Regions from separate parts of the Mus musculus genome. Here regions 1, 2, 4, 5, 6 and 7 are each linked to region 3. A link is a loop called in an ENCODE intact Hi-C map of the cell type or tissue named here. Cell type or tissue: heart. All regions are shown on one strand.

What was found. Peaks named below come from ENCODE experiments on the same cell type or tissue, not always from the same donor. Only the 100,000 strongest peaks of a DNase experiment are listed, where the experiment ranks them.
Region 1: it touches region 3 in a loop (1.8-fold over the local background); 3 of 42 quality-filtered maps call a loop at or near these places.
Region 2: it touches region 3 in a loop (2.0-fold over the local background); 9 of 42 quality-filtered maps call a loop at or near these places.
Region 4: a loop joins it to region 3, with 1.9 times the contacts of the local background. A loop is called at or near these places in 2 of 42 quality-filtered maps.
Region 5: it touches region 3 in a loop (2.5-fold over the local background); 4 of 42 quality-filtered maps call a loop at or near these places.
Region 6: it touches region 3 in a loop (2.3-fold over the local background); 7 of 42 quality-filtered maps call a loop at or near these places.
Region 7: it touches region 3 in a loop (1.9-fold over the local background); 4 of 42 quality-filtered maps call a loop at or near these places.

Annotation. Positions count from the first base shown.
Region 1 is chr13:44,353,834-44,357,833 of GRCm38, forward strand. No RefSeq gene overlaps it. Among named protein-coding and RNA genes, the nearest start is that of Gm33958, 44 kb to the right of the region's middle. In heart, no CTCF peak of the experiment used is centred here; DNase peaks (open chromatin) are centred at 178 and 2,038; H3K27ac peaks cover 1,214 bases.
Region 2 is chr13:44,234,229-44,238,228 of GRCm38, forward strand. No RefSeq gene overlaps it. Among named protein-coding and RNA genes, the nearest start is that of A330076C08Rik, 20 kb to the left of the region's middle. In heart, no CTCF peak of the experiment used is centred here; a DNase peak (open chromatin) is centred at 1,913; H3K27ac peaks cover 557 bases.
Region 3 is chr13:44,303,638-44,307,637 of GRCm38, forward strand. No RefSeq gene overlaps it. Among named protein-coding and RNA genes, the nearest start is that of Gm29676, 46 kb to the left of the region's middle. In heart, a CTCF peak has its summit at 1,672 (motif pointing right); DNase peaks (open chromatin) are centred at 1,674, 2,204, 2,854 and 3,914.
Region 4 is chr13:44,361,325-44,365,324 of GRCm38, forward strand. Gm33958 (a long non-coding RNA gene) reads right to left here. Exons shown (of 4, transcript XR_873330.1): 4 at 2,695-2,753. Among named protein-coding and RNA genes, the nearest start is that of Gm33958, 37 kb to the right of the region's middle. In heart, no CTCF peak of the experiment used is centred here; a DNase peak (open chromatin) is centred at 1,547; H3K27ac peaks cover 2,079 bases.
Region 5 is chr13:44,059,580-44,063,579 of GRCm38, forward strand. No RefSeq gene overlaps it. Among named protein-coding and RNA genes, the nearest start is that of Gm33489, 16 kb to the left of the region's middle. In heart, a CTCF peak has its summit at 1,819; a DNase peak (open chromatin) is centred at 2,512; H3K27ac peaks cover 3,106 bases.
Region 6 is chr13:43,862,454-43,866,453 of GRCm38, forward strand. Gm33195 (a long non-coding RNA gene) reads left to right here and starts at 761. Exons shown (of 3, transcript XR_873323.2): 1 at 761-874; 2 at 3,369-3,586; 3 at 3,855-4,000. In heart, CTCF peaks have their summits at 2,304 (motif pointing right) and 2,510; DNase peaks (open chromatin) are centred at 1,448, 2,258 and 2,848; H3K4me3 peaks cover 1,620 bases; H3K27ac peaks cover 3,111 bases.
Region 7 is chr13:44,407,897-44,411,896 of GRCm38, forward strand. No RefSeq gene overlaps it. Among named protein-coding and RNA genes, the nearest start is that of Gm33958, 9.7 kb to the left of the region's middle. In heart, no CTCF peak of the experiment used is centred here; a DNase peak (open chromatin) is centred at 1,705; H3K27ac peaks cover 1,486 bases.

The sequences.
Region 1 (4,000 bases), 50 kb after region 3:
CTGGAAGGAGCTTCTGGAAGAACTGAACAAGGAGACAGGCTGCCCACAATGCAGAAATCGGTTCGGTGGCCATCAGTCTCTGCCCAGAGGCACACGGGGCTTTAAAGAGCATCAGCATGCACACAGAAACCAGGAAGTGACTGGATGGCATGGTAGGCTCGCAGCCAGATGCTCAAACATCTGTGTGGAAACAGGCTACGAAGTTTCCACCCATAAGGAAGCTCTCCACCACAACTCAGGTCAAGAGAACAATGTGCCTCCCTCTCCTCTCTCCAGCCGGGAACGGCACACACTAGTGTCCACTCTCAGGTTTCAGTTCATGCGCCGTGCTGAGGCGCAGCCCTTCTGCTGAATTAATATTTCCATCTCAGTGAACAAGAACAAGTTAACACACCAAGAGCGTGGGCTACCTTCCAGGGCTTGTCTGCTGACAGATTAAAAAGTATGTCAACATGGCTTTATAGTCACAAATATCCAAAGCAGAAGTCTTTTTATTTGCTTTGTTTTGCTTTGCTTCTCCAGTTTATTGATAATGTTGGTGAACCTGTGTCTGCATTTTATGCAAAATCTGACCAGGCAGGTGATGCTGGCTAGCCCTGCTAGGACCTTGGGGTATGAAAGAGTCAGGAAGCTGCAGTCCCAGTTGTCAGTCAGTTTCTCCCTCCTGCTGAGTACATCAGCCTGGAAAGGAGAGATCACCAGGGTGTGTGACATTTCCTTCTTATAGTATGGATGTCGTGAGGTGGACTTTTTTAATATCTGAGTTTTATTTACAACGTGCTGTAATAGGAGGAGTACTTAGCAACTTTTCAGGAAAGGTTGACTTAAGAAGGAGGAGGAGGAGGAGAAAATATCTTACATGATGAAATTTTTATTCACATGTAAAAAAGAATTATGTATTTTCATTTGCAGGAAAAATTGGAAGAACTGACGATTGTCATGTTAAGTAAAATGAGCCCTTGGCTCCCATGTTCTCTCTCATATGCAGACTTTAGAGGTGAACATAACATGCATAAATCATGGAAAGAGATGATGAGGGGGAGAGAAAGAAACCTAAAGGGAGAGGGAGGAGTAGGACGAAAGAGGGGAACTGGGAGGGAAGAAAGAGCAAGCGTTGCCTGTTCTCCATCATAAGTAGTATTTTAAAGGGTGTGTGTGTGTGTGTGTGTGTGTGTGTGACCAAAACACACGCACCCAGAAGGACAACTATTTGAGAGGAAGAAAGTGATCAGGAAAAAGTGGGGAAGAGGGACAGAGGAAGGAGAAGCAGATGAGAGCAAGGGACAATCATATGTGCACACACACACACACTCACACACACAGATACACATGCACACACTCACACACAGACACACATGCACACACTCACACACACACAGACACACATGCACACACTCACACACACACATGCTCACTCACACACACACACTCACACACAGATACACATGCACACACACTCACACACACATGCTCACACACACAGGCCATAGCAATAACCCAGAATGTTTGTAGGAGACTCTTGAATAGCACAGACCAGCTTGAAAGAGGGCTTCTCACGCCTGGTGTAGGGGTTTCCGTTAGGTGGCCTTCGGTTCTTGAAGGGAACATTGTCAGTCCAGAGGAGAAATCTTTATTTAAAATGTATGCACATGTATTATACACAGACTTCCAAGGATCGCAGGTTTTTGTTGTCGCTGTAGCCCTGTAGGTTTTTTTTTTTTTCCTTCATTTTGTCTTGTTTCCTTTTGTGTTGGAAAGCAGTTTGATGGTACGGTTCTTTATGACCTCTTCAGGCATCCTTACTGGTTCTTTACCCTCATTCCCTCCTTCTGTGTTCATCTTTCTCCCAACTCCCTAACCAGAGTCCCCTCCCTTCTCCCAGTCCCCCAGTCAGATCACTTGTACACTGTTATTCTTCTCTTCAAATTTGATTTTTTTTTTAAAGCCAGTAACTCTAGACTTTTTCTTACTCTCTGCCTGGGGTGTCTGGGTAGGGATAGTGATTCGGAGCTGACTTGGATCCAAGGTCGCAGCACAGCCAAGGGCTACGCTGGAGCAGTGTTTTCCAGGGGCAGCTCACAGATCAGTTTCACTCCACCACCTGCTTTTTCTCTACAGTCCGTGAGCTGAGAACAGCTTTCACATTTTTAAGTGGTTGGGGGAAAAAAATCAAGACTCATATTTCATAACATACGAATCACACCGTGTCACACACGAAAACGACATGAAATACAAGTTTTGGTGCCTATAAATAAAGTCGCCTTGGAATGTGGCCAGGCACACTCATTTGCATGTTATCTGGGGCTGCTCTCTGGAAACAACAGCGAAGTTGAGACCTCTGGTTATTGGTTAGGTGGCCCACGAAAGTTTGAACCCTTGACTGGCCGGCCTGTCAGAGGAAATGCTCGACCATTCCTGCCACAGAGTTTAAGGAAGAGGTGTGTTTGACCTTGTCCCACGGCCTCCCTGGGTTTTCTGTTTCTCTTCGGGCTCCTTGCAGATGAGTCTCATTTGTTTGAAAATCTATTCTGAGCCTCTTCACACCAAGCAGCATGCTCCCTGGGTCCGAGGGATACGGCCCAGAAGACTCAGAAGAACAATAGTAGGTTCTGTACCGAGCCCAGAATCCCACAGAGGAGAGGCCATGAGTCACAGAGGAGAGCGAATGCAGTGTGAGAAAGATGTAACTGTGGCGAGGGCCGCAAAGATGAGCTTCAAGGAGCTAGAAAAGGACCAAAGAGGTAACAGATTTCCTGTTCTGCGGCATCAAATAAGATATGCCAAAGAGTAGATGAACAGTTACCCGGGAATCATGGGAAATTCTGAAGTTGTCGAAGGAAAAGGGAGGAGGAAGAATTTAAATGCCTTCACCAGAACCCCTCTTCGATATCTTCTACCCTCTGGGGATGGAGTGAAGCTGGAGGGAGTAAGGTCAATGAGGTTGTGAGGGAGGAGGGAGGAGGAGGAGGAAGAGAAAGAGGAGGAGGAGGAAGAGAAAGAGGAGGAGGAGGAGGAGGAGGAGGAGGAGGAGGAGGAGGAGGAGGGAGAGTCAGGAGGACCGTGCCTCTCGAAGACACTAAGCACAGAGGTGAGGAGTTGTATGAGTGTCTGGCTAACAAACTCTAAAAAACTGAAAGAGACCAGACGAGTAACTCCTAGTGCATTCCTGCAATGAACAGCAACAAGAATTAGCAGGAATGTATGCCGCAGTGTAAATGAATCTGGGCCACAGATCATAAAGTGAGAAAAGGAAAGTCCAGAAGATATCGCACACAGCATGCCGCACTTCGATTCTTTTGCTTATTGATTGATTTTGCCTGAGCCGGGCATGGGCAGTACATTCATGCCAAGGCGTGGCTATGGAGGTCAGAGGACAGCTGGTGAGAGTCGGGTCTTTCCTTCCACCGTGTTCGTTCCAGAGTCGAATTGAGGCTATCAGGCTCGGCAGGAATCAACTTTACCTCCTGAGCTACCCTGAGGGCTCAAGACCTTTTCACAAAGTTAAGTGTAACCAAAGTTTAACAAGATGCTTTAGAAACATATTTGTGCACATCTATATTTATACATATATAGTTGCACGAGTTTTTTTTTTTTTTTATAAAGAACACAGTCTTGTAAAGGAATAAGGCTTTGCAGAGTCCGTGGTCCACACAAGAATGAGTGTGTTAATGACACTGTGAGCAATGAACGCACAGGTAGTTATGGGTTTTTTTTTTGTTGTTTTTTTTGTTTTTGTTTTGTTTTGTTTTGTTTTTTGGGCTGGGCAGTGGTGGCACACAACCTTAATCCCAGTGCTTGATAGGCAGAAGCAGCTGTTTTCTTAAGTTTGAGGCTAGCCTGGTCTACCAAGCAAGTTCCAGGATAGCCAGGGTTACCTGTAGAAACACTAGTATGAAAGAAAGAAAGAAAGAAAGAAAGAAAGAAAGAAAGAAAGAAAGAAAGAAAGGAAGGAAGGAAGAAAGAGAGAGAGAGGTGGAAGGATGGGGGGATGCCCATAAGA
Region 2 (4,000 bases), 69 kb before region 3:
CTTCTTATTTCAACGCCAGATATTCCCAAGCAATCTAATGAAAGGGATGGAAAATGGCGGTTATTCCTTGATAGTGGAAACGACAGACCAATCTTGAGTGGGGTGGCACACTCCTGTAAATCCAGCACTCAGGAGGTGGAGACAGGAGGATTTACATAGATCAGGGCCATCCTTGACTACAAAGCAGGTGGCCCCGTGTGGCAGGTATGTGCAGCTGGGATTCTTCGCCTCTCAGCTTGACAGAACAGGAAGCAGAAACCAGACAGGCCAGACTATAAACCCCAAGGCCTGTTCTCATGACTCTCTTCCTCTGAGGAGACACCAGCTCCTAAAGGTGCCACGACCTTGCAAAACAGAGCCAACAGCTAGGGAACCAACTGTCCAAACCCAAGAGCCTATGAGGGACATTTTAACATTCAAACCCAAACACCCCCTTACCCAAAATACAATCTATGTAGTACAACAAAATGTGATACAAGTATGTGAATATCAGAAAAGGGCTACTTAATTGGAGACATAATTACAGCAGGGTGCAGTGTGGTCATTCAATAAATGGGTGTTGAAGAAGTGAATGGTGGGACTGGAGAGATGGCCACACGAGGATGGGGACTGAACTCAATCCTCCAGAATTCAACAAGCTAGAGATGCCCATGCATCCCTGTAACCCTGCACTAGAGATGGGAGGGCCCCGGGACTCACTGGCCAGCCAGCCTCACTGACTGAGTCCTGATTCACAAACTTAGGATAAAGAGGGACTGAGCAAGACACCCATTGTTGATGACCGCCGACCTCCGCATGCACGTGCATGCATTGGCATGCATGAATATGGACACACAGTGTCGGAGTAGAGGGACTCACTGGGCCAAAGCACTGTGTTACATCCAAATGCTTGATCAGGGCGAGGAAGAGATCAGCACTCTAATATCAGGGTTGGACCTGAGCGGCTCAGTAGCCTGAAGGTCATTGGCTCTAGTTCCAGCAGGACACACCCGCAATCACAGTACCTAGAAGGAGGCAGGAGGACCACGAGTTCCAGCCTTGCACAGACTATATACTGAAGCTGTCTCAGAAAAAAAAGAAAAAAGAAAAAAGAAAAAGGATGGGTGAGCACTATACAAGGATTTTAAGCTACATAAATACCTTCCATTTCATTCAGCCAGCTGTCAGTGTTATGATTAAATTAAACTCGCTCAGCTCCATCCACCCTCTTCAACGTATGAAAGTTAAGTAGGCGAGACCATAGGCACTCTCCCTTTCTTGTCAGCTTCTCAGTAAAGCAAGTCCTTGGCTGCAGGGGTGGCTACACAGTGCTGGTGACGAGAAGAGGATGGCTTCCTGTCACCTTCCTCTCAGGCTGGCTTGACCCTGCAGAGGGCTCATCACATCCTGCTCATCAGCAAGTCTACCTTCTTTCTTTGAGCCTGATTATCAGCATCCTCTTTCCTTTTTTTACTGAAAGACGAGAGGGGCAATCAGCCCCCAACCTTCATGTCTAGTGTAGTGTAGTGTAGTGTAGTGTGTGTGTGTGTGTGTGTGTGTGTGTGTGTGTTTGTCTCGCAAGGACAGACAAAACCTAGGACGTTTGCATCTTGCATCTTTTGGGGGCACTAAGTCTTCTCTTAAAAAATACAAGACAGAGAAATTCTACCATGATAAGATAAAACAGAGACAGTCCACCATGATGGCAGGAAGATAGGCTGGGTAATAGCAAATACTGTTTCTGTGTGGCTCAGTATATGACTTACTTGGTAGACTCTGGCATGGTCACATGTGTCCTGCTGGAACTAGAGCCAATGACCTTCAGGCTACTGAGCCACTCAGGTCCAACCCTGATATTAGAGTGCTGATCAAGCATTTGGATGTAACACAGTGCTTTGGCAGGCTGCTGTGCCCTATCTTCCTGGCATGCTTTTCCCTATAACCCTCCCTGTGACGACCTGCCATCCATGCATGGACTGAGTTCCCAAGAGACAGAGGGATCCCAGGCTGGGGCAGCAGCACAGAACATTCCAGAAGCAGCTGGGCCCATCCACTTGCTGACTATTCCTGGCTTGGGAGGAGAAAGCCTTTTTCTTTTAACCCTTGGAAATGACAAAGGATGGGTTCTCGAAGGCCTGTCTCGTGAAAGGACAGTCCTCTGGGTACCCAAGTCCCTCTTGGAAGTGCTCCTCTCTCCCCAAGTGCAAAGCCTTGGGGTATCACTAGTCTATTCACATGCATATGACAGCGTGTGCTTCAGATCTAAATCACACAGCTGTGCAGAACTGTAAGTGCTCACTGCTCCCGACACTGCAGCCTAAGAGCCATCCCTTCTCAACAGTCCAGTCCCTGTCCCTGAGTGGGCTCTGTCAACAGAGTTCCTTCAGCTAGGCTCTTAGATGTCCGGAGGCAAATTCTGTGGTTGGTTTTCATGGATTTGGTTGGTTGGTTGACTGAGATAAAGCCTCAGGATACAGCCCTGGGACTGGCCCAGAACTCACTATGTAGACAGGCTAGCCTTGAACTCATGGAGATCTACCTGCCTCTGACTCCAGAGTGCTAAGATTAGAGACGCAAGCAAGCCAGCATGCGCAGCTTTCATGGATTTCTTGAAGGCATGTCCTATGTTTATCTCCTATGGCTGCTGTAACTCATTAACATAAACTTGGGGACTTAAAACAGTAGAAATTTGGATTCTTCAAGTTCCAATATCCTCAAGTCTGAAGTCGAGGTGTGAGCAGGGCCACATTTCCTCTGGAGGCTCTAGAGGACAGTCCTTCCTTGTCTTACCTGACATCAGGTGGCTCCTGGCCTTCCTGGGCTTGTGTCTGCATCGCTTTAATCCAGAGGTTCTCAACATCTAGGTAGAGACCCCTTTGGGGGTTGAACAACCTTTCAGAGGGGTCACCTTAGTCCATCAGAAAACACAGATATCTATATTACGCAATTTTTAACAATAGTGAAATTATAGTGATGAAGTAGTAACAAAAATAATTTTACAGTTGGGGTCACCACGACAAGAGAAACTGTATTCAAAGGTCACAGTGTTAGGGAGGTTGGGATGTACTGCTCTGCCAAGATCTTTTCTTCTCTGTATGCTCACCTGTATCTTCAGGGACGTCTGTTGTTGGGTTTAGGACCCACCTACATAATCCAGATCTTATACTGTGAAATCTTTAAATCGATTACTTCTGCCGGGCTTCTTTTCATGCATGAGGTTGCATGTTCAGAAATTTGGGGAGTTATGATGTAGATATTGCTCCTAGGAAGCCACTGTTCAACATGCCACATTCTCTTCCAGGACTGCAGCTCACCCCTAAGTCAGGGTTGGATCAATGTACTGTAGGACGATTAACTGCTCGCTGTATTACAGTCTTCTGACACTGTGACAAAATACCCAAGCAATCAACTTATAAAGAAGAAAGGTTTACTTTAGCGCACAGCCCGAGGTTTCCACAACGGTTGGTTGTTCCATTGCTCTGGGGCTGGTGACAACACAGCACATCAGGGTAGGCACTCATATGGGAGGAAGCTGTTTACCTCCTGACAGCCAGGAAGCATTGGGGACAGAGTCTGAGGTCCCAGATCTCCTTTAAGAATCCCAGTGGCCTCCCTTCCTCCCCACTCCTCACAGGTTCCTCCACTTCCACACAGCCACACAGGCTGGTGCCCAAGCCTCTGACACAAGAGTCTTTGGAGGAACCTTTGGAGGACATGGGTTCAAACATTACTCCATCACCCCACCTTGTGCTGAGTGTTGTTTGTGGAAAGGGACATTGCCTTGGTGTCTGTCACAGGAAATGAATGAGAAGGCATAAGTCTTACTCTCCGGAAGTTCCCAGTCAAGTGAGTCAGAGACTACAACATCTAGATCATCAATTATACCCCATGATTGATGCTATGAGAACCTGGGAAGACCTGTCACTCAAGAAACCTATAGCCCAAGTGCCGGTTCCAATCAGAGTCATCTTTTTGTTCATGTGTCACAGAATTGGCTTAACTGGGAAATGAATACTGATGG
Region 3 (4,000 bases):
TACAGAATTGTGAAGCAGTGTTTGGAGGAGGCAGAAATATTGAACGCTCTGAGCAAGAGAAGGATTGTTATGTTTGCCAAATAGCCAAGAAGGGTAGAAGATCATGTGGAAGGGAGGGAGGGGGGGGGCTTTTCCAAGAGAAGCAGACGCCAAATCATAAGTGAGAACGTTGACCTGGACTTGACATATCTAGTCCCCATTTGGAGACAGAGACACACCAGTTATTTCAACAATGCTAATTGTCTTAGGGTTTCATTACTGTGAAGAGACACCATGAACAAGGCAGCTCTTACAAAGGACATTTAATTGGGGCTGGCTCACTAGTTCTGAGGTTCAGTCCATTATCATCATGGCCGGAAGCATTCAGGAAGGTAGGGCACTGGAGGAGCTGAGGGTTCTACATCTTGTTCCGAAGGCAAACAGAAGACTGACTCCTCAGGCAGCTAGGAGGAGGGTCTCAAAGCCCACCCCCACAGTGACACACTTCCTCCAACAAGGCCACACCTACTCCAACAAGACTTCACCTCTTAATAGTGCCGCTCCTTGGGCCAAGCATATTCAAACCACCACACTAATTTAATGAAAAAACAAAACAACAAAACAGAACATACACACACATACACACACACAAAGAACCTCAATATAAAGTCGACATCCTGGTAAGTGAAAGGCTAGAAAAAGAAATCAAGATGCCTTTGAAATAACCATGGAGGGAAACTGTCTCCATCCTTAGAGGTGGGAAAACAGGAAGATGGTACTAGATTATCAAAGTTAGACGCTGGGTTGGAGCCCAGACCTCTGAGACAACAAGAGAGTTGTCCTTGAAGAAGTGCTATGAGGCTAGTTCTCCAGTGAGGGGAAGTTTGCAAAGAGAATTGAACTTCTGATAAAGGAAAGAACTCCATGGGGAAATGGCTGAGGTGCTGTTCCTAGGACCTGCAGGCCAACAGGAAGTCACAGAAAGCAACCCAGGAAGAATCACGACCCTGCTTTCTCCTCCCTCTGGCAGCCTTTCTGTTGGGCCCAACTTTGTTAGAGTCCGAGAACAAAGCAGAGATGGGGCTTTCAGGGGTTCAGTAGCTGAGCTCCAGCAGCATAAAAGAAGCATAGTTTGGAGTCGAGAGGCAGTAACTTTATCACTGACACTAACAGAATGAGTCAAGAAGGCCCCGGAAGATTTTTACACAAGAATCCAACGAAGGCTGACTCAGTCTTGACAGCTGTGAGCAAAAGGTTGGGTATCTGTATTATAGGAATCCTACTGATAGCTGGAGTGTAGGCTGTGACAAGGAGGAGGAGGAGGAAGAGGAGGAGGAGGAGGAGGAGGAGGAGGAGGAGGAGGAGGAGGAGGAAGATTCCAGAGTCACTCCCACACTTTAGCCTGATCAAGAAAATGTGGTGGAGAAGCACAGAGTGACCAGGAAAAGCTCTAATTGCTGAGGAACTAGATACACAATAGTGTAGATCAGAATAATGTATAGAGACCCACCCAACCATAGAGAGAGGATTAGATGAGGTCACCAGAACTGTGTCCACACCGCTCCCCAGGTGAAATGGCTAGGAATGACATCTGGTGTCAGAAGACTGTGGACTTAAATTTCAGATCCCAGTCACCCACTGCTCTGACTTGAATGTGAACCGCTCTTCATAGGCTTGTGTGTTTGAACGTTGGTCTCCAGCTGGTGGCGCTGTTGTGAGATCTTCCGAAGATGGAGCCCTGCATCATCAGGGGTGGGCCTTGAGGTTCGGTAGCACAGCCCCACTTCCTCCTGTTCTCCCTCTGCTTCCCCAAGTTCCTCCCACCAAGTCTTCCCCACTATAATGGCCTGTATCTCCTCTGGAACAGTAAGTCAAATAGTCTTTTTGTCAAAATGACTTGGCTTGTGTGAGGAAGGTGTGCAGTCATGGAGGGAAAACTCTCATGCCAGTGCCTGCCATACACTAGAGATCCAGACAGCAAGCATCACAGAAGGAAAAAAGGGAAGTTGGTAGAAGGGAGGGAGGAGAGAGGGATGGACGGAGGAAGGAAAGCTACAAATACATTCTAAGAAGACATTATCAGTGTTAGGTATCAAACCAAGGACAAGTCTCACTCAATACCTGTGGCTCCGCCCAGCTTTCCCAGCATCCCTCAGTACCTAGGGCTCCTCCCAGCTCTCCCAGCATCCCTCAGTACTCGTGTCTCCTCCCAGCATTCCTCAGTACATGTGGCTCCTCCCAGCACTTCTCACCTCACTCCCTACCATAAACCTTTCTCTTCCAGGGGCTGGGCTTCCCTTCCCCCCAGCTTTAGGTCTCTATATAACTTGGCCATTTTGGCTACCCCTATCTCACAGTCTGAGTTGCCTCTCTTGCTCTCTCCTCTCCTCTCCTCTCCTCTCCTCTCCTCTCCTCTCCTCTCCTCTCCTCTCCTCTCCTCTCCTCTCCTCTCCTCTCCTCTCCTGGTCCGTTTTAGTAGGCCAACCATGTTCACCCTGGACCCTTCGCTCTGCCTGCTTTCTCCCTTATATCTACAATAAAAATCTCCGTAGTCTAGAAGTAGTCACGTCTTCCTCTTTTATTTCATTCCTTTTTTTTCCCCCCCATTCCATCAGCAAATCCTTTAAAATACCCGAACTGAGTCTTCAGGCAAGCCCAAGAGAGCAACGGAAACCTCGCCAGGAGATGAACTTTTAGGACACGAGGTTGTTAGTCACATGTATGCTGCAGATGACTCAAAAATAAACACTGCCCTGTGACAGCTCTGGGCCTGGAGCTCTGATGCCACTCCCTCCAAGCTAGCCTGGGAACCAAGTCCCCTCCGCCATTGAGAGCTGGCCTCTCACTCCTCACATGGCATGGACTTTCCTTCCAAGAGCTCAGCTACATGGTTATGTAAGGCTCTCCTGTATTCCTGGGCCAAGAACTGAGTCAGCCGCCTGCTTAGATAGGTCAGTTCAGGAAACCAAACCACACAGCCCGGGAGGTAGAGAAGCCAGTGAACCTGCTGCGAGCTGGCTGTCCTCGGGGGCAGCCAGAACGCCTCCTTCTGACCCGGGAGTGTGGAATCCAAGCCTCTCTGCAGGTCAGGCCGAAGGACCTTTGAACCAAGACTCTCTGTGGCCGCGTTGTTTAGGGATCAAAACTGTTCACTTGGCTCCTCTGACAACCTTTTCCCACACAAGCATGCAATACTTTCACAGTACCAAAACCCTCACTGTCTAAAGACTCCATTCCAAACAGCTGTTCCTGGAGGCTGAGAGAACCTTCTAGAACAGCTGTTCTCAGCCTGGCTGAGTCGATGCCTCTGGAGATGGGCCCAGAGAATTGAGGAGGAACAATTTAAGTTCTTCAAGTGTTTGGGCTGTGTGTTTTAGAACTCGCCATTGGAGATTTTCAGTGATGCTAAAGCTATCACTGGTCTGGGTAAAGATACATCAGACGTGATTATCACAACGCTCAGGTCCTTTCCTTCCTCTCGCCTCCATCCCTGACAATAACCAGGACAAACCAGATCCCTAACCTTGCTTGGTCTCTCAACCTCAGGGTTAACTGAAGCTGGGTCCCCTCCAACACCCTTCTGTTATCCTCTGAACCTAAACACAGCCCAAAGAGAACTGTGACAGAGTTGGGAGTCTTGAAAGTCTGATGATAGACGCCAAGCCATTCGGAAGGATCCTGCTACAAAAACAGGCCGTCGGGGAAAGACGGAGAATGCGTTCCCACTAGGGAAGAAGCCCCTGCAGGATAGAATGCCCTCTCTTTTGTTCTAGCATCTTCTGCAATGGTCTGGAGAGACGCTTCAGTATAGTGCTTTCCTTACAAGCACAAGTACTCGAGTTCGATTCCTAGAACCCATCTTTGGGGTGAGGGAGCTGCCAGGCATGTGTGATCCCAAAGCTAAGGAGGTGGAAACAGGAAAGTTCCTGGAGCTGACCAGCCAGACAGCCTACCTTACCGGGTAAGTAACAAGCCAGAGAAAGACTGTGAACCACTCCTGGGGAATGACCATCAAGTGTGC
Region 4 (4,000 bases), 58 kb after region 3:
TTTATACAGCATGTTATTACCTCCGAGGGTTTTACTTAACCTGCAGAGTTGGCAGTTGCCTTTCATATTTAAAACTGTGTGTAACTGACAGTCCGTGGCACAGGGGACAAAACAAAAGCCCAAACTTCTATCATGAAGAATCTGAATTCTATACCTCTGTGTGTGTGTGTGTGTGTGTGTCTGTGTGTGTGTGTGTTTCTATCTCTATTTCTCTGTGTCTCTCTCTGTCTCTGAGTGTATGTGTCTCTGTGTCTCTGTCTCTCTTGTCCCTCTGTCTCTCTCTGTGCGTCTGTCTCCCTGTCTCTCTGTGTCTCTGTCTCTGCCTCTCTCTGTGTGTCTTTCTGTCTCTGTGTCTCTGTCTCTCTCTGTCTCTGTCTCTCTGTGTGTGTCTTTCTGTCTCTGTGTGTGTGTGTGTGTGTGTGTGTGTGTGTGTGTTGGTATGACTATGGAGGTCAAAGGTCAGCATCAGGGACCTTCCTCAATTCTTCTCCGTCTTATTTTCTGAAACAGGGTCTCTCACTAAATGTGAAACTCCCTGGCTTAAGCAGATTGGCTGGCTACTGAACCCCAGGAGTTCTTCTGTTCCCACCTCCCCCATCTCTGGGATTACAGGCTTATGGTGTCATCCTGGCTGTTTTATGCCATTGCTGGAGCAAGCACTGTACCAACTGAACCATCTCCTGCACACAAGCCACCACCTCCGTCAGTCTACAGCCTCTGGGTACACATCACGACAAGAGCGTCACTGGATTATCAACCAGTCACTGCACTTCTCAGGGCAAAGATCCCAGCCACCCAGGCTGGAAGCAGTTTTCACTCTCAACTCTAGTCACCTCCTGTCCTGCGGAGAAAAGCTTAGTTTTTGAATTGAACACACACACACACACACACAGGGAACCCAGGAAATCTCTAAAGTTACCGCATCACTTGTTGCAACAGCAACATTAAAATAGCACACCCATGTATACATACATTCACTCATGTATATGCTCCCCAGGCCTTTGAAAGACTCCCTCACCCCTATTTTTATTAGACTCTGAATCCAGCCTTGTGACCCTGTCTGAGGACAGTCCGATCTGCTTTACATTTGAGCCAGTTCTACCCTGCTGTAAAAACAAGCAACCGCGAATGCTTGTCTCTCCCATCAGGTGCAGGCTGATGGGAACCAGGACTCAGTCGTAAAGACCTGGCTGTTTCGCCTCATCAGAAGTTTGGTGAACGTGAAGAATTAAAATAGTTTATGAACACGGAGCGAGACCTCTGGAGGGGAAAGCAACAGTGAGAGGGAAGGCTTGGCTCACCACCATTTCCAAGTACGTCTTCAAAACCGATGGATGACTGTAATACGCCCCATCATGCAGTCTGTTGCAACTCTACCAGTTTGCTAGGGCTGGCTAGTCAGCTGCACAGGGCTTTCCTGGAAACCCCTCATTCTTGGGACTGGGGGGTGGGGATGGGGGGGACAGCTCTCTACAGAATCCTCTTGACATAAGAAAGGATTTCTTTTTGAAAGTCCATCTTTTCTTTTCCCATCTGTTTCCTCTCACGGCACAGTTTGGGGTCAGATCAGGTCTTCTGGCGTTCCGGAGGATAACTCGGCCCTTTCCTGTGAATATCCAGACTGGAAAGGGCTTCCTTTCACCTCTTAGTTCACTACAGAGAAAGAAGCACAGGGTGAGGGCAGTACTCCGGATGGCCTGTGTCTGAGAACCTGCCACAAGTAAATGGGGTGAACGACTTTGGAAGGGCAAAAAAGAAAAGAAAAAAAAAAAGAAAAGAAAAAAGAAATACCCTCAAAGGGGAGGGTGTTAATTGAATTTGGTTTCAAAATTTGCAAATTCCTGTGTCTGCTTAAGGCAAACGAGGCATTAGAGCTGCAGAGTCCATTGTGCCTGCTGAACAGGACCTCCTGATGTGGGTGGGGTGGGGCTACTAGGAAGGCCTTTCTTGTGGCTGCTTTGTCTTTCAGTTTGGTGAAAGCTGGCCTCTCACTCATGGGATCCAATGTGGGCTGACAATGGACACCCAGGAGCAGATAATGGTAAAATTTTATATTAATCCTGCCAGAGTGGGTGAGTGATAAAGCTGAGGGTGTGTTGGGTGCCAGGAGCACAGGCCTCAGGAGCTCTGCCACAAGCCCTAGTTACAGCTTATCTTGGGCTATGGATAGCCCCTTAATGGCCATTCCTTGCCCACCTGTGTCTGACTTAGCACCCTTGTGATTAAAGTGTAGAACTTCTTAGAATGTATTCGCAAAACCACCCAAAGGCTAAAGATGTTATCCGGTGTCCCTGCTTGGCTCTAACCCCCTACCTAATGTCTCTACCAAACGCATTTGAAAAGTACATTGATTTATAACTTTATTTATTCTGTTACAATAAAAATTCCATCAAATTGTTACCATGTTGGAACGTTGAATTTAGGACAGTCTGAACTTGTGTTGCCAGGCCATGGTCACTCCTACTTAGCTTCAGAATAAATTCTCTTTCTTAACTTCTTTTGAGGTCATGGGTGTGTTTTTGCATCGACAATGCCATCTTTGACGTAGAGTTAGCCCTGACCAGATAGTGAGTCAGCTATCGCCTTGGCTATAGACTTACAGGCTTCTAGAATTCTGAGCAATGAAATTCTGTCATTTTTAAATAACCAGATGCAAGCCATTTTGTTACAGCTGCTGGCAGAAGCTGGCTCCCTCTCTCCGGGCATATATAGGCAGGAAAGCCCACTGGAGTCTGTGGTGAGAAAGTAGCCATCTGCCAAGCAAAAAAAAGAGATCACCACCAAAGCATGACACGCAAGTACTTATATTCTTAGACTACTACCCTCCAGAACTCCAAAACATGAAAGGCTGCTGTTTAAGTCCTTCTGCCCAAGCTGACTAAGACAAAGAGTGAACCCCATCTAACTCCATTCCTCCCTCAAAGCTGCCAGACTTGACCCCTGCCCCTCACTAAGTCTTCTTCCTTCCTCACAGCTAAAAATAACCCCTCCTTACCCAGGCCTAACAGATCTTCATTTCCTTCCTTCCTTCCTTCCTTCCTTCCTTCCTTCCTTCCTTCCTTCCCTCCTTCCCTCCTTCCTTCCCTCCTTCCCTCCCTCCCTCCTTCCCTCCCTCTGTCCCTCCCTCCTTCCCTCCTTCCCTCCCTCCCTCCTTCCCTCCTTCCTTCCTTCCTTCCTTCCTTCCTTCCTTCCTTCCTTCCTTCCTTCCTTCCCTCCTTCCCTTCTTCCCTCCCTCCCTTCTTCCCTCCCTCCCTCCCTCCCTCCCTCCCTCCCTCCCTCCCTCCCTTCCTTCCTTCCTTCCTTCCTTCCTTCCTTCCTTCCTTTGTGCTGCACATGGCGAAATTAAGCTTCTAATTGCAAGAGGTGGGGAGAAGCCTCAGGAACATGTGTATGTATATGCTGTGTACACACAACACAGAGAACACCCTCATTCTCAAAGTCCCACCATAGAAACACCGCCTGGACAAAGGCTTTAACCGTCATCTTTCAAAGGAGATACTGTTATGTGTATTTCCATCTGGATTGGCATCCTCTGACAAGCTTTTACTGACATGTGTGTCATGTCTGGTTCTTATAAACATCCTTTTTGACGGGGGTGAAAGGTCAGCTTAACTTTCATCAGCAAAAGCAAGAGGCCATTAGTGAAGCCTGTCTCCATCGCTGATGTATTTTAGAAAGCTCCCACCAACAGGCCTTTTTGTTACCAATGTGAAATGTTTTTGAAACACAGAGACACAAAACAAAATCCACAAAGTCTGGGTACATTCAGACTCACAAAATTGCTGGCCTTGACAGAGCACTAATGTTTTGCTGAAAGTCATTGTGAAGAGGGTCAGCAAGGCAGATAACAGAGAGATAGGTCCCTGCTGAGGTAGAATTTCCGCACACAGCTGCATCTCTAAATGTACCCTGTGGTTACATGGCCTGGAAATTTTAAATGTAACCACACTGGGTGATCAGTCTTGCTTTCCCAAGGTCAAAAGCATCATGAATAATGGTA
Region 5 (4,000 bases), 240 kb before region 3:
GAGCATGCTGGGTGAGAGCATTTATCTCTCTTTGCTTCCTGGCCTCAGACACAGTGTGATCAGCTGTCTTCTACTGTGGCTTCCGTGCTCTTCCTGCAGATATGGACTACAGCCCTTTAAAGACACCCTCGACTTCCTAGTGTCTCCTCTTGTCTGGTATTTGGTCTCGGTGAGAAGAAAAGACTTGCTAATCATCATTCGTTGTCATTGCTCAGCGTTCCAAGCCCACCCACGTTTGGAAGGGTAAACTGCTTCACTCCAATCCTACTGATATTAAATGCTAATCACACTCAAAACAGTATCTGCAGAACAGTATCTACACAGGTCTTAAACAAACAACTGGGCATGGCAGTTTCATCAAGTCAATATGTAAATCTTTTGACAAACATACTTTGTGACAGTTAACAGAAATGTGTCTAAAATAGAGGAAAACCAGGAAGAGACAAGTGGAAGATATAAGGTAAAGGTTTTTTTTTTTTTTTTTTTTGTCTACTTGTCCTTGGCAGTGTACCCGGGTGACTGACTGACTGATGACTGCACAGGGCTTTGGGTCAGAGGAATGGGTGGGACTTTGTATTGTCAGTCAAGGTAGAGCCATGAATTTTTTCTTGGTGTAGGGCATATGTTATGCTGTGGGTTTGGTTTGTTTCCTAAGGGTTCATGCTGGATGCTTGCATGCAACAATATTAAGAGGTGGTGAGACCTTTAAGAGGTGGGGCTTAGTATAAGAAACTTAGGTCGTGGGGCTGGAGAGATGGCTCAGTGGTTAAGAGCACTGACTGTTCTTCCAAAGGTCCTGAGTTCAATTCCCAGCAACAAGATGGTGGCTCACAACCATCTGCAATGTGATCTGACGCCCTCTTCTGTTATGCGCTCATATACATAAGATAAATAAATAAATAAATCTGAAAGAAAGAAAGAAGGAAGGAAGGAAGGAAGGAAAGAAAGAAAGAAAGAAAGAAAGAAAGAAAGAAAGAAAGAAAGAAAGAAAGAAAGAAGGAAAGAAGGAAAGAAGGAAAGAAACTTAGCTCATTGTGGATGGTGCCTTTGGAAGGGGTTAATATAGTGCTTATGGGTCCCTGATTGTTATGAACAGGGTAAGCATGACCCTCTGTCCCATCCTGAGTTGCCCTCATTTCTTATCACAGTATATGGTAACTGTTCTACATATTTCTGCCACCATGGTACCATTTGCCATGTGAGGCTCTCACCAGAGGCAAGAAGAGCCTGGCAACATGTTATTGAATCTCAAGAGCCATGAGCTGAGTAAACCACTTTCCTTTTTATAGCACCCAGCCTTGGGTTTTTTGTTAGACCAGCATCAAACGATCTCTTGCAGAGAAGCTGCCGAGTGAGCTGTAAGATGGCATGTGGAAGCGGTGCCAGGAGGAGCCTGAGAAGTTCGAGAATAAGTCCTCTTCCCGGTTGCCTCTTAGGTGTGTAGGTATTTTGAGCCAGAGGTCAAAGAGAATCAGCAGACACAAGAAAGGCCCTAAGAACAGGATGTGTGTTTTCCTTCGTGAAGGAATTCATTTATAAAGGAAATTTCCATTTGAGAAGTCTCTCCCACACCAGAAAAGGGAGGAATCCACATGACGTACCTTCCTGAACAACTCTCTTCACCTGCTTGTCCCATTCACCTTCCTACAGCTGCCTTGACTCGGTTTAAAACTGTCTATGTTCTTGTCATTGACTTGTGGGGGGAGGGTTACTTATCTCTGGGTATTTCCATGTCTTAGCACAATGCACATGTTAATAAACTTCTGTTTGTTTTTCCGTTATTAACTTGTGGTTTGTATAGGGCACCATCTGGAGATCTGAGGAATAGCAACAATTCTTTCCCTGCAAGACCTGGAAGACGACTTGCAGATCTTGGGTGGGTACACTGATAGAGGAAGCTAGTCAAGGTCTAATGAGCAAGTCTCACTAAACCAATAGTCAGCCTTACCCTTCTCCCCCCTCCCCATGACTTAAAGAGCCACTTTTGCAAGGATGTCTCTTAGGTGCCTATCTTGCTAGAATCTTCAGCACAAAGGATTAAATCAAGATCTCAATAGATTGCACCCAACCTTGGAAAAGTTCATCAGGGCCAACGCAATCCTTCGCTGGGAGAATGCAATGGATCCACTGAGCACAAAAAAAAAAAAAAAAAAAAAAAAAAAAAAAAAAAAAAAAAAAAAAAAAAAATCTTCCAAGTCACTGGTCTTCTGATTCTCACCTTGCAAATCTGAAAAGAGCGAAATTCATAGACCACAGGGGCACGAATTAGAAAAGATCTGGATCACAGATTTATGGTGGCAGCTTGAGGGAGTAGGCAGAGTTCCCAGAGAACAGGAGTGTGTCCCTGTTAGTCTAAGGGTTTGGATGTCAGGAACTACAGTGGGACATGAGGTAGAGGGTGAGCTGGTCACCTCTTCTCAGTTTGCTGTGTCCTCAGGTCCAGGCAGTATTCATTTAGGGGGAGAGAGATGCTGAGATCAACCTCCCGAGGGCATCCCTGGCCACTGAACAGAACTGCTGACAGAACGGGGGATATTTGTGGCTTTTAGCCAAGGACCAAACTATTTACTCTTGGGTCCGCTTCCTTCCTTGAGGCTGCCTGACAAGTTCCTCTCTGTTCTCATCTCAGGCTGCTAGGAGTTTTCTGGTCTCAGCCCGAGATCCCAGTCACAACACAAAGTGGCAACGTGGAGCTGTTCATTTACTTCTGCACTTAATTTATGCTGGAGGGCATGGAGGGAGAAATCAGGAGGCTGAGAGAGAAGGCTGCGTCCATCCGTCCGTCTGCCTTGTTTCCAAACACAAAGCCCCAGCTGCTGGATGAGGGCGAAGGCAACCTCACTGCACACCTTCCTAAGCAGTTCCTTGGAGCCCACTGCTTGTTCCTATTTCTTAGGGTTTGTCTGACTTTCCCCATTCTATTTTAGCTGCACGGGAAGAAAGAAGAGAGAATGGGTAGCCTATTCAGCATCCCACGGTGCAGAAAACATCTGGCACATCTCTTTCCCTTGTCTGGCTAACACACAATCATCACCTCGCTGCTGCTCAGAGTGTCTGCCTGTCCATTCATGGAGACTGAGGACACAAGCCTACAATAGCCTGAGCCTGGAGCCTCCCATTGACAAAGGATGGGACTCCACACTGTAGGGTATCGGTAGTGGTGATTTCCATTTCAAAACTGCACTTGCCAGACTTGATTTAAACAACATGACTGTCCTCAGAGATGACACTTGGCTGGTTGCTCTTCGAAAGGCTTCCACACACTCTCTGCAGGAACCTGTGAGCACCATTGCCCATTGCTTACTACTGTCACTCAGTTAGTCCAGACGACGGCCACACACAACTTTCTGCAGCAACATCCTGCCAAGCTGTGGAGCAAGAGGACAACCCCAGAGATACCTCTAATAACAAGCCAATCAAATCAAAATGTGCCTTTGTCCACTCCACTGTGATTCCAGTCACCCTTTCTTCCCAGATATCTCTTTTTAATCTAATTACATACAATACTTTTCACTTTAGAAAAAAAAACCATGTTAACTTCTGTCGTTAACAATCCTGTTCTCCGTTTACCTGTGAGCAGGCAACCAAGTTTTCTCCTCATGTAAATGCCACAGCGGTTTGCTTTCTGTGTACAAACTAGCATATATGTGTGGGGTTTTTTTCTATCTCCCTCAAGGTCAAAAGATTACTATCTATAGACCTTTCCATTCAAGCTTTTTATCCTCAGCTAAGAATCGTACAACCTGTCTTCTTGCACGCACCCGAGGAAAGCCAGTTCTAATCACCATGGAAGAGGAGCCATCCTGCTTATACTAGGCACTGTGAAAATGCCACTATTCGCAAATGTTTCATCCGCTTGGCAAATATACAATGCAGCACAGAGAGATTCACCGCAGAGGCAAAGGACTCTGGGGGTGGGGGTGGGGCAGAAATGGAATGTGCTGAGCTGCTAGACAGTCCCTGTTCTACCACCGACCTTCGATGTCTGGGTGACTGTAAG
Region 6 (4,000 bases), 440 kb before region 3:
TTCCCTGGGACCTTTTAACCGGTAAAAGTGAGCATTGGAGAACTCAGGGCCCATTACAGCCAACCTGTGGCTTCATCTGCTGGGCTTTTACACTGCCTTTTTCTTTTAAGGGAATCAGCTACAGAAAAAAAAAAAACCCAAAAAGTTCATATCCCTCAATTTGTAAATGAGAAAGCTGGGACCTTGAGTCCCAACCCTGTGCAGTTGCCAAGTAAGAAACTCCATCCTATCCTGGAGCTGAAGAAAACCAAGTTCAGACTGTCAGAATGTGCTGAGTGTTAGGGATTTTTGTCAAATGCAAGAGCCAAGGCTGGAGCCAGGCGCGGCTCTGTCTCCTTTGTGATTCCCTGGCCCATAAGTCTCACTGTGTTTATAACTGTTAAACACAGGGACAGTTGTTCCGTGATCAAAAGAACCCCAAGAAGAACTGAAGACTGGGGTCCGGAGCTGGAGGAAGCAGATGCAGACTCATCAACCAGTGGAGGGGAGAAGGTTTGGCGCCTGGCTGTGGCGGCAGGGTGATCTCTGCTCACTTATTTCAGGAATCTACCTCACTTGCCAGTTCTCTCTCCATGCAATGGTATTCTCTAGTACCTATGTGGCTCTGTGGGATCTGCTACTTAGAACTAAATACATATTCATGGACTCAAAATGTAAACATATATACCAGCCAGGAACTTGCAGAAATATAATTATTAGCCAGGACTTAGTGGGTCTACGAGGCCTGTTGTATAAAGTAATGGTTAAACTCAGGTGTTAATATATACATAAAAGAAGAAAACACATGGTCAGATAAGCATGTCTGACCCCATTTGGTTATGCTGAAGGCACCAGGAGTCCTCATTGGAGTGCAAGGCCTAGGAGAGTCCTCAAGGTTAGCTACCTCTGCCCCTTTCCCTTGTCGTGTGTGTGTGTGTGTGTGCGTGTGTGTGTGTGTGTGTGTTATGGCCACTTCCAGTTACCTAAGTTCCCTCTCCCATGGTCACAAGCTTGAGATGTCGTATTTTTTACTTTAAATCTGGTGTTCTGAGGACTCTCTCTGGCTCAGGTGAAGTTGGGACAGAGTGAGATCTGTGGATGAAAGGCATGGCTACTCTCAAGGAAGCTGTCTTGGAAGATTCCCCCAAACTTCTTCCTGTTCTTAGCGGACAGGTCATTTCCACCACCTTTGGGGTCAATCTGACCCCGAATGACCTTCAAGAGAAAAAAAAACGATAAAAGACAAGAGGCTAGAAAGTTACCCCTTCAGTTGAGTAGTTAGCAGTGGGTGCAGGCTGTCAAAGAATAACTTGGAGGGGGATGTTAAGGATGGCTAGATTCTGGAGGCGGAGCCATTTTTGCCTCTGTAACAGCATCCTACAATGGTGAAACAGCTTATAGTCCTTCAAAGTGCCCCGAAATACAGGGTGGGTTAGATGCCACCTGGGGGCAATCCTGGATTTGTTACAGAGGGGCAGTGTGCAAGGGGAACCACAACCAGACGGGAGAGAGGGAGAGAGGCCATTCACAAGAAACAATGTGCTCGGCCCCAAAAACCCTTGGAGACTGGACTTGTCAGAGCCCATTCTGATTCCCCCACCTAACATTTTGTAGTGTGGTCAGCTCAGTGTTCAAGGGTGGGCTGGTTTATGTCAACATGGTGGGATTACCACAAAAGTCATTCTTTGTACTTTTGAATGCGGCTTTTCCAATGGGGAAAATTAAAACCAACTAAATTGACTTTTTTTCCCCCTCTGTGACCCAATTCCTGGCTTTCTCTGCTTTGTCCTCCGCTGACCAATCCTTTAGGCTCCTTAAGATCTTGATACCATTTGTAGCAAGAAGTTCTAGGGCACTGAGCCACTGACAACCAGGAGCATCCTTACTCTGTTTAATCCTGTACGAGCATCTAGGTGACAGACTAAGGCTTTTAGCAAAAGCAACAAGTGGTTGAAGCAGGGGGACAAGGGCATGTCCCTTCTGCCATCTCTTCATTCACTCGCTGTCCCCCATAGAGGTCTCTGCTAAAGATCTGGTTCGCCAGCTCTACAGCGAGGTCGGAACTCCAACCACAACGACCCGCCACTCCCCCAGGCAGCCTGCTCTGCAGAGGCAGAGCCTTCCACGCCTTCCCGGAGTCTCCGAGCGCACGCGCCACCTGACTAGCGCGGTCATTGGCTGCTGCCTGTTGCTAACCCACGTGACCGGCGCCAGCGCGCTCCGCCCCTGCCCCTGCTAGCCTAGTGCTTTCCTGCGGACGTGCGCTGCTGCCCAGCCTCAGGCTCCAGTCCTGCGCTGGCTGCTGCTGGCTGTCGTCAGCGATGCCGCCGCCGGCCACAAGGTGGCAGTGCCGTGCTGCGTGGCTACACGCCCCTGGAAGCACCGGACCAGCCTTGGTCTGGCAAAAGTTTTCCAGTCTTTCCAGCAGATGCGCCCAGGCCGTGAGCCCTCCCGGGCGGCCTGGAGGCAAGGGATCGGGTGGGGGTGGGGTAGCCGCCGATGTCCTGGGTGGCTTTGGGGGCGATTTGCAAAGGCATGCATTTGTTGTTAAGAGCTCGGAGAAACAGTTTGGGGGAGCCTGTCACAGATGCAAAGTCTGTTGATATTTCCAGGAGTGTTTGGTTTGGTTTGGGCTTTAGGGACCTACAGCAAGCATCGATTCTCGTGGAGGCGAACAACACTGACAGCTACTCTTTGTCTCTCGTCGGGATTCTGAACAGAGCCCGACGTCGCTTCCATTTCAGAGATATATGCCGCTGACACTACCTTGAGAGAGCTCCTGCCTCCATGGTTCCTGACCTGCCTAGAAGGGGAGGGCGCAGGAGACTCTTGTTCTACAGCTGTCCTCGGGATGCCCTCAATTCCCAGGCGCAGGGATAAGCTTGTCTGACCCCATTTGACCCCGCCGCAGGCGCCAGGCGTCCTCATTTATTGCGAGGCCTAAGAGTCCTCAAGGCTTACTGCCTGCCTACCCCCCTCCCCCACCACCCGCCGCTCTTCGTTTTTTGGTGTTTTGTTTTGTTTTGTTTTGTTTTTCCTCTCCTTGTCCTGTGCGGGAATCATATGCCTCCTTCCTGTTGTCTAAGCTCCCCTCTTCCGTAGGCACAAACCTGCCCCCTCTGCGTTTTTTACCTTAAAACAGGTGTTCTGAGGATTGTCTCTAGTTCTGGCGACGTCTTGAAAGAACTGAGTCTGAGCGAGGCAGACAGACGGCAGCATTAGTGGTGATGGAGCTGCACTGCTAAATGTGGAGATGGGAGGGGAAACACACCTGGGCTTCCACAGGGCAGGAGAAGATCTGTCACTTGGGCAGAGCCTTTGAGTCGCACTCAGGTGATCTCCAGGTATCTTTTGTCTGTTTTAACCTGACATTCATTTGCATCTAACAGGACTCCCGAAAGAAGCCTGGTGTAACTGAGTCTGGAATTTTTGCTGGGCTTGCTAGGTCTACACTCTCCCACCTGTGCTCCGAGGAGAGGTGTAGACTATCTCTTGGATTTTGCTTGGAGGATGTCCTTTCCGGACTCAGGACCTAGGAGAGACCAGCAGGAAACAGAACAGAGTCTACATAGGTGAATATCAAAGAATCACCTGGAGAGATTTACAGGTGTGTCCTGGATTTGGGGGAACCATGGAAACACAGAGTCAGCTACCTGTTGTGGTGAAAGTGAAGTCAGGAGTGGGGAAGGGTGGGGAGGGAGAGGGGTGAGGAGGGAGAGGGGTGGAAGGGCTGCTAAACAGTCTCTGTTTCCAAGAGTTAGCAAAACACAGATGTACTAACCTCCCTTGGGTTACTAGATGTACTAACACTCCCTTCATCAGAGTGAGTGGCCTCCTAGTAGAATAGGTTGGCTATGCCACGGAACCATTTTTAGGAGATGTCCAGCAATGGGGAGAGAATTGAAAACCCCACAAGATTATTCCCCCAGGAGTGAGCCAGCATGGATGCATTGCCATATTCCAGGTATATCACCACTCAGGCACAGTTGAACCTACTAGACCTACTGTGGTCTGAATGTTG
Region 7 (4,000 bases), 100 kb after region 3:
GGGTAATTAGCATTGTTTGAGGGAAGCAAGGAGATGACATAGACTGTGGCGCCAGAACTTCAGAAAACGACACAGTTCATGCCTCAGGATTATTTTCCTTTGAAAAATAACCATCGTTGCTCAGAATCAGACATAACACAGGATCTGCCTGGCTCCATTTTTTGCTTGTGATTCTGACTGGAGCAAAGACCAAACAAAGAATTTTCCTAGAGAGCAGGGGAGACAGAAACACCTAGAAACCTGCTCTCAAAGCAGCCTTTCTTGTTCCGCTGCAGACCACCATGGACGTTATGCAGCATTCTACCTTTCTGCATCCATATTGAGTATGATCAACAGCAGTTGATACCTAAGGTTGCCTCAAAGATAAATAAATAAATAAACAAAAATATGAGAAAGAGGCAATGGACACAAAAAGAATATAATAGGTCAGACCCAACTGTTATTAAACAGAACACATCAAAACAAAAAATGAGAAACCATTTGGGTTTCTTAATAACTGGCCTTTTCTAGCCAAGGACAAAGAAAGGGTTCTAGTTGGCTGGGGAAGTCAGTACCTTTTGAAAGTCTGGAGAGATCTTGCACTAGGGGAAAGCAGTGTAGATATGCAAATGTTCCATTCAAATGCAGCCTGAATATGAGGTAATTCAGTGGACAGAACTACTTTCAAGCCCCCTCTCCAGCTTAGAACTGGTCCAGACCTAACATAGCTTTATCTCCCACAGCCCACACCAAGATAATTCAAGTTGAAAGTCCATTGACAGCGCTTAGGTAGGAGAGCTTGTGGGTTCTGAAGTCTGGAATTCTCATGTAAGACTGTACGCTCTGAGACTGGAGCTCCTGGGTGGTCTCTGCGCTCCCGATGAGACTAATGGACCGATTATGCCATCCCAGAAGTTCTCCCAGTGCATCCTTTATCTTCCTTTTCCTTAGGAGTAGTTCAGAGCTTTCTTCCCCGAAGTGACCTCTGGCAGCCTCTGTGCTGATATCAACTCACATTCCCAGTGAGTGAAAGGATTAACTCAAGGTCACCAAGCAGATAGAAGGTTGAGGCTTGGGTAACACTAATGACTAACCTTGTGTGTCTTATCATTCATGGTCCTATTTATCTCAACCTGTGGATTCCTAGGATATTGCACGCGCGCGCACACACACACACACACACACACACACACACAAAGCCAAACAGGCCCTTCCTGAGAGCATTCAAGGTTGTCCCTGGTGGAGTTCACTCATCTGGAATTATCAAAGGATCTAGCACAGTGGTTAAGATTTAAAAAAAAAAAGTCCCAAGTCTAACAGCTCAGGTTTCTAACCAGGCACCCACTGGATTCCTGGAACCGTGTGGTTGGGAAACTATATATAAACTTCGGAGTTACTGCCTCTCAGGAATGTGAAATCCCATCAACCTCAGCTTTTGGCTAACCCCAAACCTCAGGGATTAAGTCCCCATGGACACACAGGTGTACTTTGCTCCAAAGAGCCCTTCAAAACCTCACCAGAGTTCTCAGCTCTCTTTGGAAATTAACAACCCCGGGTCCAGCGCCCACCGCTCAATTTAGCAATCAGTTTGTGCCTGTAGAAATGCAAACAAGACAGACTCCTGCTCCTCCCGGGCCAAGCTCCGGGCTAGAGAGCCACTGCCAGGCGGCTCCCAGGGGAGATTTCAAGAGGACTTTGCTCAGGTTTGGCATATGCTTCCTGTCCAGACCAGAACAGAGAGTTCCCATCTAGCAGCTGTGAACTCTGACTCACCTGCCTGCAGGAGAATTTCTCCATGTGACAGAGTATTTAACAAGGGCCTAAGGAGCAGGCGTGTTCTGCCGGAGTCTCTGAAGCAAGAGGACAGCTGTGCTCGGGAAGGAGCAGGCGTTGAAGATAGGAGTCTGTGCTAATCTGGAGCTCCCATCTTCTATTGTCTTCTCCCCCCTCACCCTCAGACAAACCCCAGGGTCTGGTGCTCAATTTCTCTTGAGCTAGGGTCCCTAGAGGTGGTCACACCCATACTCACTTTGTGCACTGCCTGTAGGTGTTCACATTCACTGTCCTTTCTGTTGCTTTTAAAAACCATTTACTGTATCTAGGGCTTGGCTTTTGCCGGCAGCCAATGTCACCTTGGTTGTATATACGCACGCTTGAGGTACATTTGTGAATCACTCAGCCATCACCAAAGAAACGTCTTCTCGTGGTAAATGGGACTTAACAGAGAGATCCACCACTGGACAAGGCGCAGAGGATGAGAGACTTTGGAGCACCCAGTCCTACATGGTATGCTCTATCAAACCCTTTCCCTCCACGCTCGGGGATCAACGCGGAAGAGGAACAGAAAGATTTTAAGAGCCAAAGGTAGAGGAAGACTCTAAAGAAACAGTGTCTGCCAGACGCAACAGGACCAATAGGAACTCACAGAGACTGTGGCAGAAGACCCAAAACCTGCACGTGTTCAAATCAGACAAAATGGCCGCCCTGAGAGCAGAAGTGGACACAGGGTCCCACCTCTAACTGAGAAGCTCTTTGTAACTGAGAACTCCTGGGAGAGGGGAAATCTGCTTGCTACAGTGGAGTGGCCCTGGGTTTATCAACCACACTCAGACAGGCTCTATGCCCAGGAAGCAGTTGGCCAACACAAAACAGACTCCATGTTGTTGGTTTGGGGGTGGCAGGGGGAGCTTCTTGCTTTCTTTTGTTCTGTCTTTTTGCCCCCCCCCCCGCCACGCCCTTTGTTTTAATTTTGTTGAGAGAGAGAGTAAGAAGGAGAGAAGGGAGGGAGGGAGAGAGAAGCTGTGAGCTAGTTAGGGGAGGGGGAAAGACATGATACATTATGAAAAAAAGCAATTCCTTTAAGTGCCCATGAGACCTTGTGGGTAAAAGGCTCCCATAGAACTAAGAAAGAATGCAGGGAGGTGGCAGATACTGTGCAATCCCTTGGGCTCAGAGGCTGTGGAGTGGCTGTACCACCCATAGAGTCACTTGGAATCTCAGTAGCACTCAGAACAGAATGGGTGATAGAACCCTAGAGCCCAGTGGCCAAAGGGAACCAATCCCATTTCAACGTCTGCCCTTATGAAATAAGCAGTTGCTTGAAGACTCTTACAAAATGGTTGCTGAGAATGCAAAGAAGTGAGTTGGAACCTCCCCCTTGGCCATTGCCCTCCCAGAATCGTGCTGCCAGGAGGCTGTGTTGGCTCCTTAAGGCCATGGCCACACCTGGAGTGTCAGTCACGCCTGTGAGCACCTCTATTATCTTCTTATTCCTATGAGGTAGAAAGCCTGGTGATGACATTCATGCGCACTGGAGTCCCTGGGCCCCATTCACCCCATCTACCCTTCCCTACACCTGAATTTCAAAGCTCCCCTCTAGCCTCCTATCTTCTACAACCTAGCTTCTCCCTCTGCTAAGATCCCATCTGTCTTCTTGTGCAGTTAGTTTCTCCAGCTCGAAACATAGCCTCTTGGAGAGGAGGGAAGCTCAGGAGACTCTGAAAGTTCAGAAAGGTAAAAGACTCCTAAGGCCCTTCCCTATAAGGTTACTGACACAGCATGACAATCATTACAGAGAGGAGGCTCTTCGAGGGAACTGCCTGCAAGTTGTACAGAGAATCCCAGAGTTGCACTTTTCCTTAATGCTATAGAGAGCATCCAGGCTAGAGTGAGCTTTTTGGTGGTACAGCTAATCATGTCGCCTTTAAGAAACTCCAGTAAACTTCAAAGCGGGACGTGAGTAGAATCTGTTCTTTGGGCTGTTGCCAGTACCCTATCTGGAGTGATTACCTGTTTGTTCATGTCTCCTCCTCCCCCCCCACCCCCCCACAACCCAACAGTTACAGAACAGTCCTGTTGCTGATGGGTCCCAGAAGTACAGGTGGCTTTCCAGCCCCTGATGCTGTGTAGGTCCATGAGAACCTTGAGGCACTTTGCTTCCATGCCTTTTCCTTCTCAGAGCCTTGATTCCCACCCCTTTCTACAGGTCTGCCTTTCCTCCCTTAAAATGTCCCCTGGTCCT